Regions from separate parts of the Homo sapiens genome. Here regions 2 and 3 are each linked to region 1. The links are chromatin loops, found by intact Hi-C in ENCODE. Cell type or tissue: CD14-positive monocyte. All regions are shown on one strand. Links, peaks and the distances in the headings refer to the core of each region. The heading gives the core; the rest is flanking DNA.

Region 1 (6,197 bases), core at 1,857-4,356:
AATTTTTGTAGAGATGGGGGTCTCACTATTTTTCCCAGGCTGTTCTTAAACTCCTGGGCTCAAGTAATCTTCCTGCCTTGGCCTCCCAAAATGCTGTGATTACAAGTGTGAACCAGCAAACCTGGCCTATACTTAGATTTGAGAGACTGAATCCTCTTTCCTAAGATCAGGAATAAGGCAAGGACATTTGCTCTTATCATTTTTTTTTTTTTTTTTGAGACAGAGTCTTACTCTGTTGCTCAGGGTGGAGTGCAGTGGCACAATCTTGGCTCACTGCAAGCTCCGCTTCCTGGGTTCAAGTGATTCTTGTGCCTCAGCCTCCCAAGTAGCTGGGATTACAGGTGTGCACTGCCACACTGGCTAATTTTTGTATTTTTATTAGAGATGGGGTTTCACCACGTTGGCCAGGCTGGTCTTGAACTCTTGGCCTCAAGTGATCCACCTGCCTTGGCCTCCCAAAGTGCTGGGATTACAGGTGTGAGCCAGCGTGCCCAGCCACTGTTATCACTCTTATTCAACATATTGCTGGAAGTTCTTGTCAAGGTGATAAAGCAAAAAACATATATAAAAGGTATACTGATTGGAAAGGAAGAAAAAAAAATGGTCCCTGTTTGCAGAGGACATGATTATCTATATAGAAAAATCGTGGCTGGGCACAGTGGCTCATGCCTGTAATCCTAGTACTTTAGGAGGCCGAGGCATGTGGATTGCTTGAGGTCAGGAGTTCAAGACCAGCCTGGCCAACATGGTGAAATCCCATCTCTACTAAAATACAAAAATTAGCTAGGCATGGTGGTGGGTACCTGTAATCCAAGCTACTAGGGAGGGTGAGGCAGGAAAATTGCTTGAGCCCAGGAGGTAGAGGTTTCAGTGAGCTGAGATGGTGCCACTGCACTCCAGCCTGGGCAACAGAGTGAGACTCCATCTCAAAGAAAAAAAAAAAAAAAAGAAGAAGAAGAAGAAGAAAGAAAAAGAAAAAACACAAAAAATCTACAACAAAACCCAACAAAACTCTCAGGACGAATAAGTGAGTTCAGCAAGGTCACAGGATACAAGATAATCATACAGAAATCAATTTACTTCTAACTAGCGATGAATATGCAGGCATATAAAATAAAAATACAATGCCATTTATAATTGTTCTTAAAAATTGAAAAGGTATAAATCTAAAAAAATCGCTGTGCAGGGCATGTATGCTAAAAGCTATACAAAGCTAATGAAAGAAATCAAAGGAGACTTAAATAAATGAAGAGACATACCATATTCATGGATTGGACAACTCGACTTGGTGCATCTCCCCAAACTGACGTACAGATTTAACACAATTCCCATCAAAATCCCACAAGAATGTCTGTAGATGTACGTAAGATTGTTCTAAAATGTATATGAAAAGGCAAAGGAAGCACAATAGCTAAAATAATTCTGAAAAATAAAATGGGAAGAATCAGTCTGCCAGATTTTAAGACTTATTATATAGCTACAACAATCAAGACTGTGTAGCACTGGCGAAGAGACAGACACAGAAAAGTGGAATAGATCAATTCTTGGCCGTTTGGCTAAGATCAAGTGAAGAACAATGGATTAGAACAGAAAACCCAGAAACAGACCCTCACAATATGCCCAACTGATTTTTCACAAACGTGTAAAAGCAATTCAATCAAGAAAACAGCTAGTTGTCATGGTTCGTGCCTGTAATCCCAGCACTTTGGGGGGCCAAGGTAGGTGGATCACTTGAGGCCAGGAGTTCGAGATTGGCCTGGCCAACATGGCAAAACCCTGTCTCTACTAAAAATTTTAATATAAAAAAGAAAAGAAAAGGCCTTTTCAAGAAATGGTGCCAAAGCAATCAAGCATCCATAGGGGAGTAAAGACCTTAATCTAAGTCTCACATCTTATACAAAAACTAACTCAGAATGAATCATGGACTTAAACGTAAAATGTAAAACTATAAAACGTTTAGAAAAAAAGGTGAAAATCTTTGGGATCTAAGGTACATTTCATGAGAAATCAACAAGCTCCTTGTATAGAATTCAGTAAAAACAAACACAAAATGTGTTGAATGCTTTGACAGATAAAGAGGCAAGGCCCAAAAATACTCCTTTGAAGTAACTTACAATATTTACAAAGTTTCAGGAAGTTAAGACATTAATATATATCCCTAAAACTAGAAGATTTTTTTGTAAGCACCATAAAAAAAGACATAATACGCTAGTAGACCACTGAAGCAGGGAATCAAACTTTCAGGGTTAAGAGAGAGAAACAGCATGAGAGAAAGCAAACATGCACGAGAGAGAAGGAGCAATGAACACAAACAATGAGGAAGGTAGGGTTTGATATGCGGTTTTGGAAAGGAAGAACAGGACCTTTTTTTTTTTTTTTTTTTTTTTTTTAAATACAACATACAGTATGACCAATGACCAAGGCCTGGGCATGGGAACAGATAAAATAGGTTCAGAGAATATGGCACAGTCTTCTCAATATGGAAAAGAGGGAGGAAAGGAAGAGTTTGGAGGTCCTGAAAAGCCTTGAATGCCACCCTAAGAAGTTTCATCTTTCCTTTATTTGTAACGGGGAGCCATTGAAGAGTATAGATCAGCAGAGAAATGTTAACCAATGCTGTGCTCTCATCTGGCAAAGTGCGGGAGACAAACCAGAAAAATAAAAAATAAGAGACAAGAAAACAATTAAGAAGCTGTTGCGATAGTCTGCAATGGTGAGAGAAGATGGCAATCTAAATTAGGGTAGTAATAACGGAGACAAAAGACAATGAAAGTCACTTTACTTAACAGTGGGGCTTAAAGAAGTATATGGATAGGGTCTACTGTCAAGAAAGTTGGAAAAAAGAATTTGTGTCTAGGATCAAGGGTATGCCACTCCCATCTCTGATGAAATAGAAGTGACTGTTTTCCTTCTGTCAGAAAACAAACCATTTCACAACCATCAAGACCACAAAGTGTGGGTACATATGACCTGGAAGTTGCATCACTCCTAGCTGTTGAACAGACAGTACATGTCACATGAACCTGTCTCTATCCTTTGGGTTAGATCTCAAGGTCTTCAAGCATGTAGAATGAGGCTATAACTTCCTCTTATTGCTCTTGGCGCCCAGAAAACCTAGGTGGGCCACAATTTAGCTGTGCAAGAGTGTTATGCTCCCTTCTGGTGACAATGAAGGCCCGTGAAAGTTTATCACACCAGGATTCTGCAAGATTCTGCCTGGAGTCATGATCATAGTGTTGTTCTAAGATATAAAGGGCCGCCAATATGTGGAAGAGCGATTTGATTTATTTTTAGTTACTCAACATACTCAAGTTGAACAAGTACCAGCAGGAGCAGTCTACGGAAAACCAAATTTTATTTTTTTTAGAACGTAAGAACTTTCTAAATGAGTGGTCCAAAGCAGGTCTCTTGGAAACTGGAGAATACTCAACACTGGAGATTTTGAAGAAAGAGGCAAGGTGAGGGATCAGCAAACTTTGTTAAGGATGTTAGCAAATATTTTGGGTTTTACAGGTCATATTTTCTCTGTCATAACTACTCAGTTCTATAGTGGCATGACAGCAACCATACACAATTCATAAGCAAACAGGCATGGCTGTGTTCCAATAAAACTGCTTAGAAAAAGAAGTGGTGGCAGGATTTGTTTGTTGACTCCTGGCCTAAACAAAGGGTGGGAAGGTTGGGGAGTGTGACAGAAGAAGGGCTCAAAGAGTAGATCAAGGCTGGGCGTGGTGGCTCACGTCTGTAATCCCAGCATTTTGAGAGGCCGAGGCAGGCAGATCACGAGGTCAGGAGATTGAGACCATCCTGGCTAATACGGTGAAACCGTCTCTACTAAAACGACAAAAAAAAAAAAAAAAAAAAAATTAGCCAGGCGTGGTGGCGAGCACCTGTAGTCCCAGCTACTCGGGAGGCTGAGGCAGAAGAATGGCTTGAACCTGGGAGGCAGAGCTTACGGTGAGCGGAGATCGCACCACTGCACTCCAGCCTGGGCAACAGAGCAAGACTCTGTCTCTGTCTCAAAAAAAAAAAAGAGTAGATCAATAGATGGACAAGAGACTACCTAAGGTCTATTCTCCCCTATCTTGAGAGACTTACTTTTTTCTTTTTCTTTTTTTTTTTTTTTTTTTTTTTTTTTTGCGACAGGGTCTCCCTCTGTTGCCCAGACGGGAGTGCAGTGGCGCAAACATGGCTCACTGTAGCCCCGACCTCCTAGGCTCAAGCGATCCTCCTACCTCAGCCTCCCATTTAGCTGTGATCACAGGATGCGCCATCATACCCAGTTAATTTTTTTTTTTAGAGATGGAGTCTCACTATGCTGGCTAGGCTAATGTCAAATTCATAGGCTCAAGTAATTCTCCCACCTCAGCATCCCAAAGTGCTGGAATTACAGATGAGCCACTGTACCCAGCCCCTTATGTATTTTTTAACTAAGAAAACATGATATGGTAACACCTCATTTAATCAGATTACTCAGATTCTTAGAACAGAGGGATGTGTTCTTCTGAATAACCACATCTCCACCTGGGAGCTTCACTAAGAGGTGTGTAGGGGTGTGTGTGTGTGTGTGTGTGTGTGTGAGAGAGAGAGAGTCAGTCTTTGTTATTGGTGAATTTTTAAAAAATAAGGCAAAGAGCTTTTTGAAGATACAACTGTTATGTTCTTCATATACCCGCCTAACAGGTTTAAATTATAGGTATCACCCAGTAACCTCAGTTAGATTCAGATTAACCATAAACCTCACTTCATAGGATTCTCTAGGTTTACTGGCAGTTTTTGGTTTTACCCTCTTCAGAAAGCGGGAAGTTAAAAGGACACGCCTATTCCAGGAGTTTCGCAAAAGCCTCTTCCAAGTAATGTCTTGCCCCTTCTACAACCTTAGCCACAAGGCACGTGAGATTTGGTATCAGAAAAGATGATTTGAGACCTTGAGAAGTCCTTAGTCATCAAAGAAGAGTTCTGTTATCTTTGGTATACCAAAGTCAGGGCAGAAGATAGAAGATTCTGGAGGTTTAGAAATATTTTCAACTGTCAACTCTCAGGTGGTGATGTGGTTGAGTTCTAGCTCAAACAAACACAAAGACACAGGGGAATCTGATCTCACTTCTGAACATATGATGTACAAGTCTATCCTAATATATTTCAACACGAAGCTACTATGCCAGTCTCGTGTCCCATAATAGTTAACAGCAAACATTACAAGAGTACAGTGGGAGTCATGTAACAGTTACACATTTTTGAAGGCACACTTCCTGAGCGAGGAAAGGCTTTTTGCTATCCTTCCTCTAGCAATCCTTCGACTACTCTGGACCATAGAGACTTTATACTCTCTGAGGAAATTTTTAAAAGTGTATTTGCTGAGCTCTTGCTACCTGCCATGTGCTTTCTACTCATTATCACATTTAATCCTTTAACAAATGCTGCAAGGTAAATAGGATCCTCTTAACAGGTGAGGAAAAAGAAGTTCATAGAGATTAAACAACTTACAGAGACCACAGCCCAAGATCTTCTTATTCTGTGGGTCCAGACCCACAAAGAACTTGAGGTGAAGCTACTGCAGATGAATTGCTCACTACACTTTGAGAAACACTGGCCACAGAGTTTATGAATTCAAGTTTATAGTTAATTGGTGATGGCAGATGGCAATAATGCAACTAGAATCTAGGCCTCAGCTCCTAGTCCAAAGTTATTTCCACTCCTCAAATGCAGATCCCCTAGAAGAGAGCAGCATAGTTAACTGTATTTGTTCTGGACTCATTCATCTGAGAAAGGGCAGATAAGTACAGTTTCCCTCGGACTCTAAAGGAACTTATTTGCTCCTCGGGCACAGAATGAATTTTTTCTTACCCCAAGACTATGACATTCTGAGGTCAGGGGCTTTTGTATCTCCAGCATTTATTTAGCACAGGACTTGATACTTCCAAAGCACTATATAACTGTTCAATGAAAGTTATACCAAAGGAACAAAATAATGTTTATTTGCTTCTGTTTTGGGGGAAAAAAACCTCTCAGTCAGATGATCTGTTAATTTAACACAATCTCTATTCCAGGTAAGATGGTACACAGACACCATAAACACAAAAGATCACCTAGAATCCTTTATATAAAGCTGACTCCAACTATAGGCTTCAAGGAGTAGATCATGGTAATCTAGATTAAGCCAATTTGCACCATTTCATCCTACATGCCACTGTGAT
Region 2 (5,508 bases), core at 922-3,421, 130 kb after region 1:
TCAATGTATTTCATAACGAATTGGAAGGCAAGGTCAAGTGCAGAAGAACAAGAAATTGGGGTCCAAATTCCCCAACGTTCCCGCTCATTGACACAGGCTATGAGACCTCTGTTTGTAAATATAATGGTATCCCAGATGTACGTGGAAGCACACAACCCCAGCACTTCAGCGGGAGGGGGGAGAAAAAAATCTTTTGTACGAGCTCTTTTCTCATCACAAAGTGTCTCTCTAAGCAGCATTAAAAGGCAGGTCCTCCCTAACTTCTCTGATAAGTGGATAGTAACCTGTTTATTCAATGGGGAACCGTGCTGTGTGGACAGATGAATTGGAGAAGCAGCATCTTGCAGTGCCCCACACAACCTCAGACTAAAGCTGTTTTGTTTATTTCTGTCTCTGTGCAGCTGAGTTGTTTCAAGCAGTTGGACATCATTTGGTCCAAAAGATCTTGATTGGGTTGGGGGAAGTTCACCCTCCTCAATTTGGAAAAGCGAATCCCCTACCACGTACTTAGCTCTTCTAGATACCCTGGGAGTTTTAGCGGTCAGTCCCCTGGATCTAACATTTCACTGACTTTCTTCAATATCCAGTGTGCTGCTGGATGGGAAGTAAAGCCAGAACTGGTAGGCTGGGACCACAGCTCCCTTAACCTTACAATTTAGGGATCCTTAAGTCACGTATGAAGGGCCACCACCAGAATGATGGCCATTTTAACTTCTGGCTTTAAGTACCTTAAATCCCTGTAAGACAAACAACACTTAACGTCTGCCAAATCAATCAGGAGGCGGTGACTTCCAACCAAAATAAAACTATCCTGACTTCATTCACATCTGAGTCATGGTGCCAAGTCCCAGAGATTGCAGAGTCGGAGAAATCTGCATGGTTTGGCTGCAGCTGAGGTTTGTGATGCAAGTCAGGCATACGTATGCCCTATCTTCCCCCAGAAGAGTAGTCTTACGTATCCTTTGATAGTTACATGATTCAATACACAGACTGGAAGACTGTTTAGCAAGAGTTAGTGGGGGTTAGGTCATATTCTGCCAGAAATTCCTTAAAGTCTTATTTTGTTTGCTTAGGAAAAGATGGTGTTATTTACAATTTCATGTGGAAATGGAAAAGTTTGATGTTTCTTGTTTGGCCAATGGCAGGAGGGACCTTGAAATATGAATACAACAGTCACCAGGTATCGACTTTGGGAAGGGTTCTCTGAACACCCCCATCTTTCCCCAAAGGTTAAAGAAAGGAGCTTTTTTTTTTTTTTTTAGACGGAGTCTCGCTCTGTTGCCCAGGCTAGAGTGCAGTGGCGTGATCTCCGCTCACTGCCAGCTCCGCCTCCCAGGTTCACGCCATTCTCCTGCCTCAGCCTCCCTAGTAGCTGGTACTACAGGCGCCCGTCACCACGCCCAGCTAATGTTTTGTATTTTTTTTTAGTAGAGACGGGGTTTCACCATGTTAGCCAGGATGGTCTCGATCTCCTGACCTCGTAATCCGCCTGCCTCGGCTTCCCAAAGTGCTGGGATTACAGGCGTGAGCCCGGCCGAAAGGGGCTTTTTTACTGTGCTCTTCAGCTGGACTCCCACCCTGCGTCCCTCTTGCTGCTAGTGCCCATCTCGGGCTGTGCATAGGAAGCAAGACTGCTGCTCAAGTCCCTGGCTGCACCCTGGAGTGGCTCAGTCTTTTGAGCCTGAGAGGCGTGCCAGGCCTGGAAACAACCCTTGGACGGAAAGTTCCTGTCTGGGCTTTTACTAAGTCCTCTCCACTCCCTGCTGTGTGTGTCTGTTTAAATGGTCCCCGGTTTTTGCTGGGAAAAAAATGGAAAACAAATCATTTGAATGATTTACATGAAGATAGGCGCCATCTATCGGAACCAGTTGGGGTGACAATCCCCCCACCCCCAAGCCCTGAGCGGACATGCATCACTAGCCCATAATTTAGGCAATTTTGTTTAAAGACCACTGGTATTTCCTGGGGGAATTAATCGCCGGCTCCAAGAGTGCTTTGGGTCATTAATCTTATATTCTTATTAAATTCTCAGGAAATGACTATCTTATGAGGAGGGAGCACTGCAGAGATTAGAGAAATGCACACTGGGAGAGCATGGGTACCACTTTGGCCCCCGCTCATAGCTACTCCCACTCCCCACAAAGCCTGGGGTTCTAAAGGGTGCACTGTGGCTTTGAGTGTCGTCAGGGACATCCGTCGCTGCATCCGTGCCTGTCTGGGAGTTGAGGGTTTGTGGCCAGCGGCAGGTGCATGGCTGGTGGAATGCTTTCAGAAACGGGTTGAAGGGCTGGAAGGAGAGCTGTCCTCAACTGCACACCAAGCTTGTGTGATTAATACCACCCACGCCAGGCCTGACGTCAGTGATTGGACTGGGGGTGGGGATGGATGTTTGTGTGCTAGCCCTTCTGCTTTTTCTCCCCTTCAATTTAGTTGACAGGTTAATTTCAGAACTGAGTGCTGCTTACGAAGGTCAGTGTGACCAGCTGAACCACCTCAGCTGGTGTCTTTCAGGACACTCATCTCTCAGGCATATAAAGGTGTATGCTTCTTTAACCCCTAGTTACTTGAGGCCCACATGGTTCCCTATATCAAATTACCTTAACTTACTCAAGTCAACTCTGGGCATCTGGTTGAGGATGAGATCTGGAAGTGGGAATGGGGTGGGGTTAAAGACCTAATTGGGTTTCCTCCCTGTCTGTGGCTAATAGTCTGAGAGTTACTTGACACTATACCCAGTGGGAGACATTTTGAAAATAAACTTTTGGCCGGGTGCGGTGCCTCATGCCTGCAATGCCAACACTTTGGGACACTGAGGCGGGTGAATCACTTGAGGTCAGGAGTTTGAGACCAGCCTGGCCAACATGGTGAAACCCCAACTCTACTAAAAATACAAAAATTAGCTGGGTGTGGTGGCGGGCACCTGTAATCCCAGCTACTTGGGAGGCTGAGGCAGGAGAATTGCTGGAACCTGGGAGGTGGAGGTTGCAATGAGCTGAGATCGCACCATTGCACTCTAGCCTGGGCGACAAGAGTGAGACTCTGTCTCAAAAAACAAACAAACAAACAAAAAAAAACTTTCTTAGAGAAAAGCTTGAGCAATCCCATTTTCCCAATTTCTCCTTTGAAAATAACCAGAATCAGTGCTAATGGCTCTGTGGCAGTTAGGCTCCCACGACTTTGCTGCTGACACTGGTAAATCAGTTGTCATAATCCACCAAGAACAAAGACTGTCAAGATCCTTGAGAAAGTGCTGTAGTCTTCCAAACCACACTCTGCAATGCTGGCTCCTTTTATTTGCTCTGCAGAGAGAACTCCTACCTTGAATTAGATCTTGAACATACGTCAAGACCTCTTTCCCTAAAACTGACTGTCCCCATTCTCCAGCAAAGTTGTTCACTCTTTTCTTGGTATCCACACTGCACTTATATAAATTGGATTATCACACTGTACAGCAAATATTTCCTTGTCGAGGAATTGTGAGTTCCTTGAAGACATGAATGTGTTTTTCTCACTTATTATTTTTTTAGAGACAATGTCTTGCTATGTTGCCCAGAGTGGTCTCAAACTCCTGGGCTCAAGTGATCTTCCTGCCTTGGTGTCCCAAAGTTCTGGGATTACAGGCATGAGCTACCACATCTGGCCCTTCCTCATTTTTGTATTCCCAGAGCTTCCCAGCATGGTACCAGCACAGAATAGATGCTCATTAAATGTTCATTGTGAGAATGAAGGAACCAACCCTTAAAGGATGACAGGTTGGGGCTGTAGACTACTGGAACATCTAGAACTCTCTGATCCATACAAACCAGAGAATAGTATTTGTGAAGGTACCTATAAGTGGCTGGAGTGGTTTTTTTTAATAAAAATTGTCAGATAACATCGATGTGTTTATTATGTACAATATGATGTTTTGAAATATAAATACAAATACATAAAATACACTGTGGGATGGTTAAATCTAGCTAACTAACAAATGCATTAACTAATATAGTTATCATTTTTGTGGTAAGAACACTTAACATCCACTTTCTTTACATTGCGTTTAAACCCACAGGGACGGCCTAGCTGGAAGGACTTAGCAGGCTGAGGTAATCCTGTGCAGTTCCACTTTTAAAAATGGTTGTAACTCGACATAGAAAGGAACGAGATCATGTCCTTTGCAGGGACATGGATGGAGCTGGAAGGCGTTATCCTCATCAAACTAACACAGGAACAGAAAACCAAACACCGCATGTTCTCACTTATAAGTGGGAGCTGAACAACGAGAACACAGGACACAGGGAGGGAAACACACACTGGGACCTGTGAGTGGGTAGGGGGTTGGGGGAGGGAGAGCATTAGGAAAAATAGCTAATGCTTGCTGAGCTTAATACCTTGGTCATGGGTTGATAGGTGCAGCACACCACCATAGCACACATTTACCTATGTAACAAACCTGCACATCCTGCACATGTACCCTGGAACTTAAATTAAAAAAAAAAGAAAAATTCCAGAAACATGTGAGAAAATAAGATTCCCCCGAAATCTTAAAAACAAAAACAAAAACAAAAAAACATGGCTGTAACTCTTGGATAGTTTCAGAAAACAATGACTCCTTTTAACCTTTTAACTGGTACCCCCAGATTCCAGAGAACCAACTTTGTCAACCCTTGGTTTCCAAACTCTGACACTGTTGTACACTCTTTACACACCCTCCTTTGTGGGACTACAGAATTAAATCTCTTTGCGGTTACTCTGTTATCTGGCTTCACTGTGACAATCCTACAGGGGTTTAGCACTTAACCCCTTGTACCAGATGCAACACTAGTGAAGCTGGAGAAAACCATGTCCCCTGAACTCAAAGTGGCTTTATTCAACAGATGACCAGAAACGTCATTTCCTTCTGCACCTGATAAATTGCATAGTAACTGTGCAGGCTTGCTAGTCTTTGTTTTGCTGGGAACCTAGAGGCCTCAGGATTTCACCTCATCTAACTATATAATTCTACCAGAATTACCCAAGATGATTGTCCGACAATATAGCCAATGATGTGCTGGCAAATATTTTAAAATTGGCTCCCTGGTGGTGTTGGTGGGTGCCTTGATTTACAGTATATGCCAACTGTTGTGGCATAAATACTCTGCCAGCCATGGCCAGTTTTAAGCTATCAAGTTAATGTCCTTGAATACAGAGTTAAGAGATACACAGTAATACACCATTATTTAGTATTTCCAACATAAAGACACAATAGACATAAATAACACCAAGAACACAATAGTAAAATGTAATTAGCCAAGTGATGAGTTTGGGGTAGTTACTACCTTTCTTTTTAATATAACTTATTTAATTATAAGTTTATATAACTTAATTTTTAATTAAGATATTCACGTATCACAAAAGTCACCATGTTAAAGTTTATAATTCATGGTTTCTAATATATTCATCAACTTTGACAACCACCACAGCTATCTAATTCCAGAACATTTTCATTACCCCAAAAGAAACACCATATCCATTAGCAACTCTCCATTC
Region 3 (5,508 bases), core at 922-3,421, 140 kb after region 1:
TTCCTCTGTATTTTCCATGCATGTTTTCAAAATGATTATTGTAAGTGAACACTAAATTCACGGTGTGGCATACCAGGGCTGAAAGAGTGTGGTATACAAAGCTCTGAACACATCTGGCACTGTTTCTGAAGAGCAAGGTCTTTATCTTATTTTCATAGATTTGGCCATCATTGTTTATGGTCAGTCCACTTGCAGGGTCTGGGCTGCTCTACATGCACACATACTTATTTAGTCTCTTCCAGTTTTTAGTTTTGGCTAGCCTGAAACACAGCTAACGCCCATGACAAGGGCCATTCTTAATACAGTTCTGGAAAGCAGAATCTTCAAAAATAGATGGTTTGGGAAGCTGCCAAATGTGTTGGTTCTTCAAAATCTTTTAAATCCAATTGTGTGGTTCCAAAAAAGGTCTGACGTGTCCAATCCCCTCTGTAAATAAGCCTCCATTTATTTGCTTTCTGTTTTTGTGACTTAGATTATTAAAAAATTTGAAAAGCAAAGAAGCCACTTACCCTCCTACTGCATCTTATTTTATCAGGAATTTCCCATCTAAGTAATTCCTGATTGACATATATTCTGGGATATGTAGATGTGATTATAAGGTAATGAGACTTAAAAAGTAATGAGAATTCCTTCTGTAAGTCACACAGTATATTAATTTGACTTCTTTTAGTTGTGAAAGCAGATACTCATTTCAAACTCACTCACGATCCAATGGAGATGGTAAGTGAGTTATCTCCCGTGGAACCCATGGAAAAGTTGAATAATCTGGCCTCAGAAAGAGTAGCAACCAGGGAATAAACATGGCAAAAACCAGGCATCCATTTTGCATGTCTCCCTCACCTCCGAACATTTTGCCTTCGTTTCTTTCTCTGAAGACTGCTTTCTCTGTCTCTCTGGGTACATGGTTATACCCACTGGCTCCTAAGTTTATGTGTTCCTGGCTCAAGCAACCAGTCCAGACTCTCCAGTGTCCTCAACCCCAATTTCCCAAGAGAAGGTGAAACTGGTCTATTTGGGATCAGGTGTCCATCCCTACACCAATCAGCAAAGGAAGCTCTGGCCCCCAGGATGTCTGCTAGGGACCCACTGGCCAGGACAGGGGTAGGGGAATTGTCAGAAAAAGGACAGGTTTGATAACTAAGTAAGACACCTTGGAAGGTGTTTAATAGAGACACAAAAACCAATCTTGTTTCTTTCCCCTAGTATCCCTTTAAATTAGGAATATACTTAGAAAACCATATGTTTCTTTCTATTCAAATACAAAATATATTTCTATTCAAACACATGTTACTAGGGAATGGTTATTTATGTACAAGTTAGTCAAGTCTCAGCAGGGATTTTCTGAGAACCTACTACTTCAAGTTCAGCATAGGAATACCAAGATAAGACTAGGTTCTTCAGAATTTCAGGGTCTTTCTGGGGAGAGAAATAGGCAGGTATCTCCAGTAGTATTTGGGCAATGTTATAAGAGGTATGTTCAAAGGACTGTGGGAGCACTGAGAATTATGAACCAACTGTATGGGGACTGAAACTACATGAGGTTAGGTTTAATTTTGGGTAGCCCACAGATAGGCACAGAATAGACATAAGTTAACATTTGTTAAATTCGATGACATAAATAGTAGCTACCTTCAATTTGGAGGCAGTAAAATTGTCTAGATTAAGGGAGCAAGTTGGGGAAAACCACTAACTGAAAATCTGAGCAATTAAATTCATTTGGGACTAGCTTCTGAATTTCTTCTCAATTTAATACAATCATTCAACAATACTTACTGAGCATTTACTATGCACAGGCACAGGGCTAGGTGCTGGCGATGTGATGAACAGCATAGAGATGTTCTTCCGAATAAGTCTAAGTCACTGTATTCCAGAAGCAATGCCAGGAGGATGCCCTAGAAGTCACCTTCAGTAACAGACAGATAACTAAACTCATTACTACTTTTGATTCCTGCCTTTTGGTCCTGTGTTCAGGAAACAGCTCCAGGCAGATTTGTGCTGAAAGGGATAGTTTAAAATTTTATGAGATATTTCAGACACATAAGGAGGGAAAAGCTAGTTTTGGGAAATTTTTTTTTTAAGAAATATTTCCCTGTTGTCTGATGGACGTATTTCCCCCACCCTGTTTTTGGTCACCTTAATGATTCAATTGGTGGTTTCTAAATGAGTGCCCACTATGTGTCAGACACTCTCCAAGGCACTGCAGATATAAAAATGAATGCATTCTTATCCCTGCTGTCGCGGACCTCACATTCTGGCAGAGGAGACGAATGGCAGCATAAGACAACCGGTATTTGCATAAGGCGCTGAAGGAGCATAACGAAAGGAGAAAGTCTGGAAGCCATTGTCCAACCCTTGGTTTCCTGAAGTAAAAATGATTTCAACACTAACACGTGAAAATGCGGAAATCCTAGCTGCATTTTGGAGTGTCACCACTCTTGAAATAAAGCCTCATAGGTTCAGAAAATGTGATCAGAGCTGTTAATATTTTGATTCTGGGTGACTAAGAAGTGACAGGTGTGTAGCCTGAGAAAGCCACCCAAGCCCATTTACAGGCATGTGGAGACAAGCAATGTTGAGTCAGGGTGCAGGGTACACCCCAGCTCTATCGGCAGGACAGGTACCTGAGCAGGGGACTTTTAAAATCTTCTGTTGAGAGCTACTAACCCATCAGAAGAAAATCAGTCAAGAACTAAATGACAGTGAAACTTGACACAAAAATTTCCATATCGGATTTTTAAAAAAATGATTGTTGATCTCAACAAACAGCCCACTCCTACTTTTTGAGAAGCATTAACCAGCACAAGTTTGTACTTAGTAAACTAGATGTAAGTTGTTTTCAATACAATTGACATATCTGGCTGGGGGGTGGGGTGGAGAAAGGAAGGGGAAGCACCTGGATGTTGATACAGTACTAGGCATAGAAGGAACCAGAGTGGGAGATTAACACTTGCATAGAAAGAAGAAAACATTAGGAGAAGTGGTGGGGAGAAATGGAGTGAGGAAAAGAGATAAAAGTTGAGAGGTGTGGTAGTTTCTACACTGCAAGGGTTCCAAGGGGTATCACTGCAGGCTGGCCTTCCCATCCTTGATAGAGACACATAAAAACCAGCTCAAGCATGCAGAGAAAACAGGTAACTTCTTCAATGAGCAGATTTGTATAATTATTACTTACCGTTTAGTGTAAAAATATTAAAATCTCACTGCAGGTTTCTCAGTACAGAATTAAAATACTTACACTAGAATTACTCAGGGTGACTGTTTAAAACAATGTAAATTGTGAGCTAGTTCCATCACAGACCTACTGAATCAGATCTTCTGGTGGGAGTAAGATAATGTGAATTTTTAATACGCTCCGCAGTGATTCACATACACAGTAAACTTTGACAAGACTGTACAGAATGGGAGTCTCTGAGAGCAGGGAGTATGTCCTATTTGTCTCAGCACTCATAGAATCTAGCACGGGGATTGGGAGAGTGAGAGCTCAATAAAAGTTTATTGAACTAAACTGAATACACCTAATATACCTAAGAGTCTTTAAAGCAAAAGTCACTCAATTCCACTACCCTGTAATCCATTTTTTCCATATTCTAGTCTATGTACACAGGTTTTACACTGTTGTAATTGCAAACTCACCATTTTAGATTGTATTTTTCAATATATTTTCTCTTACAATTTTTAATGGCTGTAAAACATTCCACCCAACATGAATAAGTATCTCTGTTCATATAGATTTTGAGTTTTGAAAAGGTTTTCCTTAGGGGACCTTACATTTGTGCAGTGCTTGTCAGTTTATGAAACCCTTTCACACAATCTTCATTGCTTTCACAACACTCTGTAAGATAAGCATTATCCTCATTTTGCAGCTGGGTATACAGACTCAAAGATTAATTAACTTGCTCAAGCTTCTACACCTAGTAAGTGGAATGTCAGATTAAACCAGGATCTTCTCACTATGCATTTAATGCCCTTTCCAAGGCACCAAATAATTGGACCCAACAGTTTCCTGATGCAAAAACCTGTAATTTAAAATGTGGCAGATGGAAATTACATTTAAAGAGAACATTGGTCAGCTATATCCTAACTATATAGGAATCAGCTCCTGCCTCTTGGGGTATGGCAAAGAAAATGCATATATTAGTTGACAACTTCTGTGTAAGAACTTACTGTTCTTCAGCAATGCCTCATAACGCTGTCTGTATACGATCCAAGCCCATTTCTGCAATCCTCACATGAAGGGAGTTGGGACTGTCCCTGAACACTCTGACACTGTAATTAAAGTTCTTCGGCAACCACCACAGGCTGTAAGGCAGATAGGAAGGAGGCAGTGGAGACTTGAAAGCTCTTCTAAGATTGGTATCACAGGAAACTTGGGTAGCAGCTGAGTGAACAGGAGAGGGAAGCTTTTATGTACCAATAGAAATGCCCATTATAAGGACACACGACCTGATGAATAACAGAGGGGTGCAGCACTTCAGGGAAGGACAGACAGTCCACCTGAGCAGTTAGAGGTTCTATACTGGAAAACAGGAGGAGTTGTGTTTCTATTTTATTCCATTTGCATGATACAGAGAGACAGGTTTCCTTATTCTCAGGTAGAAGTTTCTAACAACCAGAGCTCTCTGAGGAGAGAAAAACTTCTTGGCTGGGTGTGGTGGCTCAAACTTGTAATCCCAGCACTTTGGGAGGCTGAGGGAAGCGGACTACTTGAGCCCATGAGTTTAAGACCAGCCTGGGCAACAAAGTGAGACCCTGTCTCTATAAAAAATTAGCTAGATGTGGTGGCACATACCTGTGATCCCAGCTACATGGGAGGCTGAGGATTGCTTGGGCCCAGGAGGTCGAGGCTGCATTGAGCCATGTACACATCACTGCACTTAAGCCTGAGCGACAAAGCAAGACCGTTTCCAAAAAATAAGGCTAGGCACAGTGGCTCATGCCTGTAATCCCTGCCCTTTCAGAGGCCAAAGTGGGAGGACTGCTTGAGCCCAGGAGTTCAAGACCAGCCTGGGCAACATGGCAAAACCCTGTCTCTACAAAAAATACAAAAATTAGCTGGGTGTGGTGGCTTGTGCCTGTGGTCCCAGCTACGTGGGAGGCTGAGGCAGAAGGATCACTTGAGCCTGGGAGGCTGAGGCTGCAGTGAGCTGTGATCACGTCACTGCACTCTAGCCTGAGTGAGAGAGTAAGACCCTGTCTCTAAATAAATAAATAAATAAATAAATAAATAAAAGATCTCTATTAAGATAGTGAGTTCCTATTCAGTGAAGCTACAATAGGTAAATTACTAGGAATCAGGAGAAATACAGAGGGGAGTAGTTCATATATCATAAACGGGAAGAATTATCTTCTTTCCAAGATTTTTCAAAACTAGGTTCCTAGGAAAATGGCAAACCAGCAATTCTTATTGAGCTAGTGTGTAGAGAAAGTTATGAATCAAAGAATCACAGTTGTAGATGGCTCAGGTTCGGCAAAATACAGTTCCAGCTGTGTACATGGGCACCTGTTGCA

The links. A loop is a pair of places that touch in the nucleus more often than their neighbours do. Peaks named below come from ENCODE experiments on the same cell type or tissue, not always from the same donor. Only the 100,000 strongest peaks of a DNase experiment are listed, where the experiment ranks them.
Region 2: it touches region 1 in a loop (3-fold over the local background); 5 of 110 quality-filtered maps call a loop at or near these places.
Region 3: a loop joins it to region 1, with 4 times the contacts of the local background. A loop is called at or near these places in 5 of 110 quality-filtered maps.

What each region holds. Positions count from the first base shown.
Region 1 is chr11:78,287,451-78,293,647 of GRCh38, forward strand. All of the region lies in intron 1 of GAB2 (GRB2 associated binding protein 2), which reads right to left. Among named protein-coding and RNA genes, the nearest start is that of USP35, 100 kb to the left of the region's middle. RefSeq lists an enhancer at 2,813-3,107. In CD14-positive monocyte, for the core only: no CTCF peak of the experiment used is centred there; DNase peaks (open chromatin) are centred at 2,361 and 2,971; H3K4me3 peaks cover 1,862 bases; H3K27ac peaks cover 2,500 bases.
Region 2 is chr11:78,418,652-78,424,159 of GRCh38, forward strand. LINC02728 (long intergenic non-protein coding RNA 2728) reads right to left here. Exons shown (of 4, transcript NR_120564.1): 4 at 5,331-5,508. Among named protein-coding and RNA genes, the nearest start is that of GAB2, 3.6 kb to the left of the region's middle. RefSeq lists an enhancer at 1,845-1,894. In CD14-positive monocyte, for the core only: CTCF peaks have their summits at 1,887 and 2,090; DNase peaks (open chromatin) are centred at 1,870 and 2,360; H3K4me3 peaks cover 1,750 bases; H3K27ac peaks cover 2,076 bases.
Region 3 is chr11:78,425,536-78,431,043 of GRCh38, forward strand. LINC02728 (long intergenic non-protein coding RNA 2728) reads right to left here and starts at 4,301. Exons shown (of 4, transcript NR_120564.1): 1 at 4,165-4,301; 2 at 1,774-1,995. RefSeq lists a silencer at 1,009-1,174 and an enhancer at 1,580-1,779. In CD14-positive monocyte, for the core only: no CTCF peak of the experiment used is centred there; a DNase peak (open chromatin) is centred at 2,256; H3K4me3 peaks cover 1,885 bases; H3K27ac peaks cover 2,500 bases.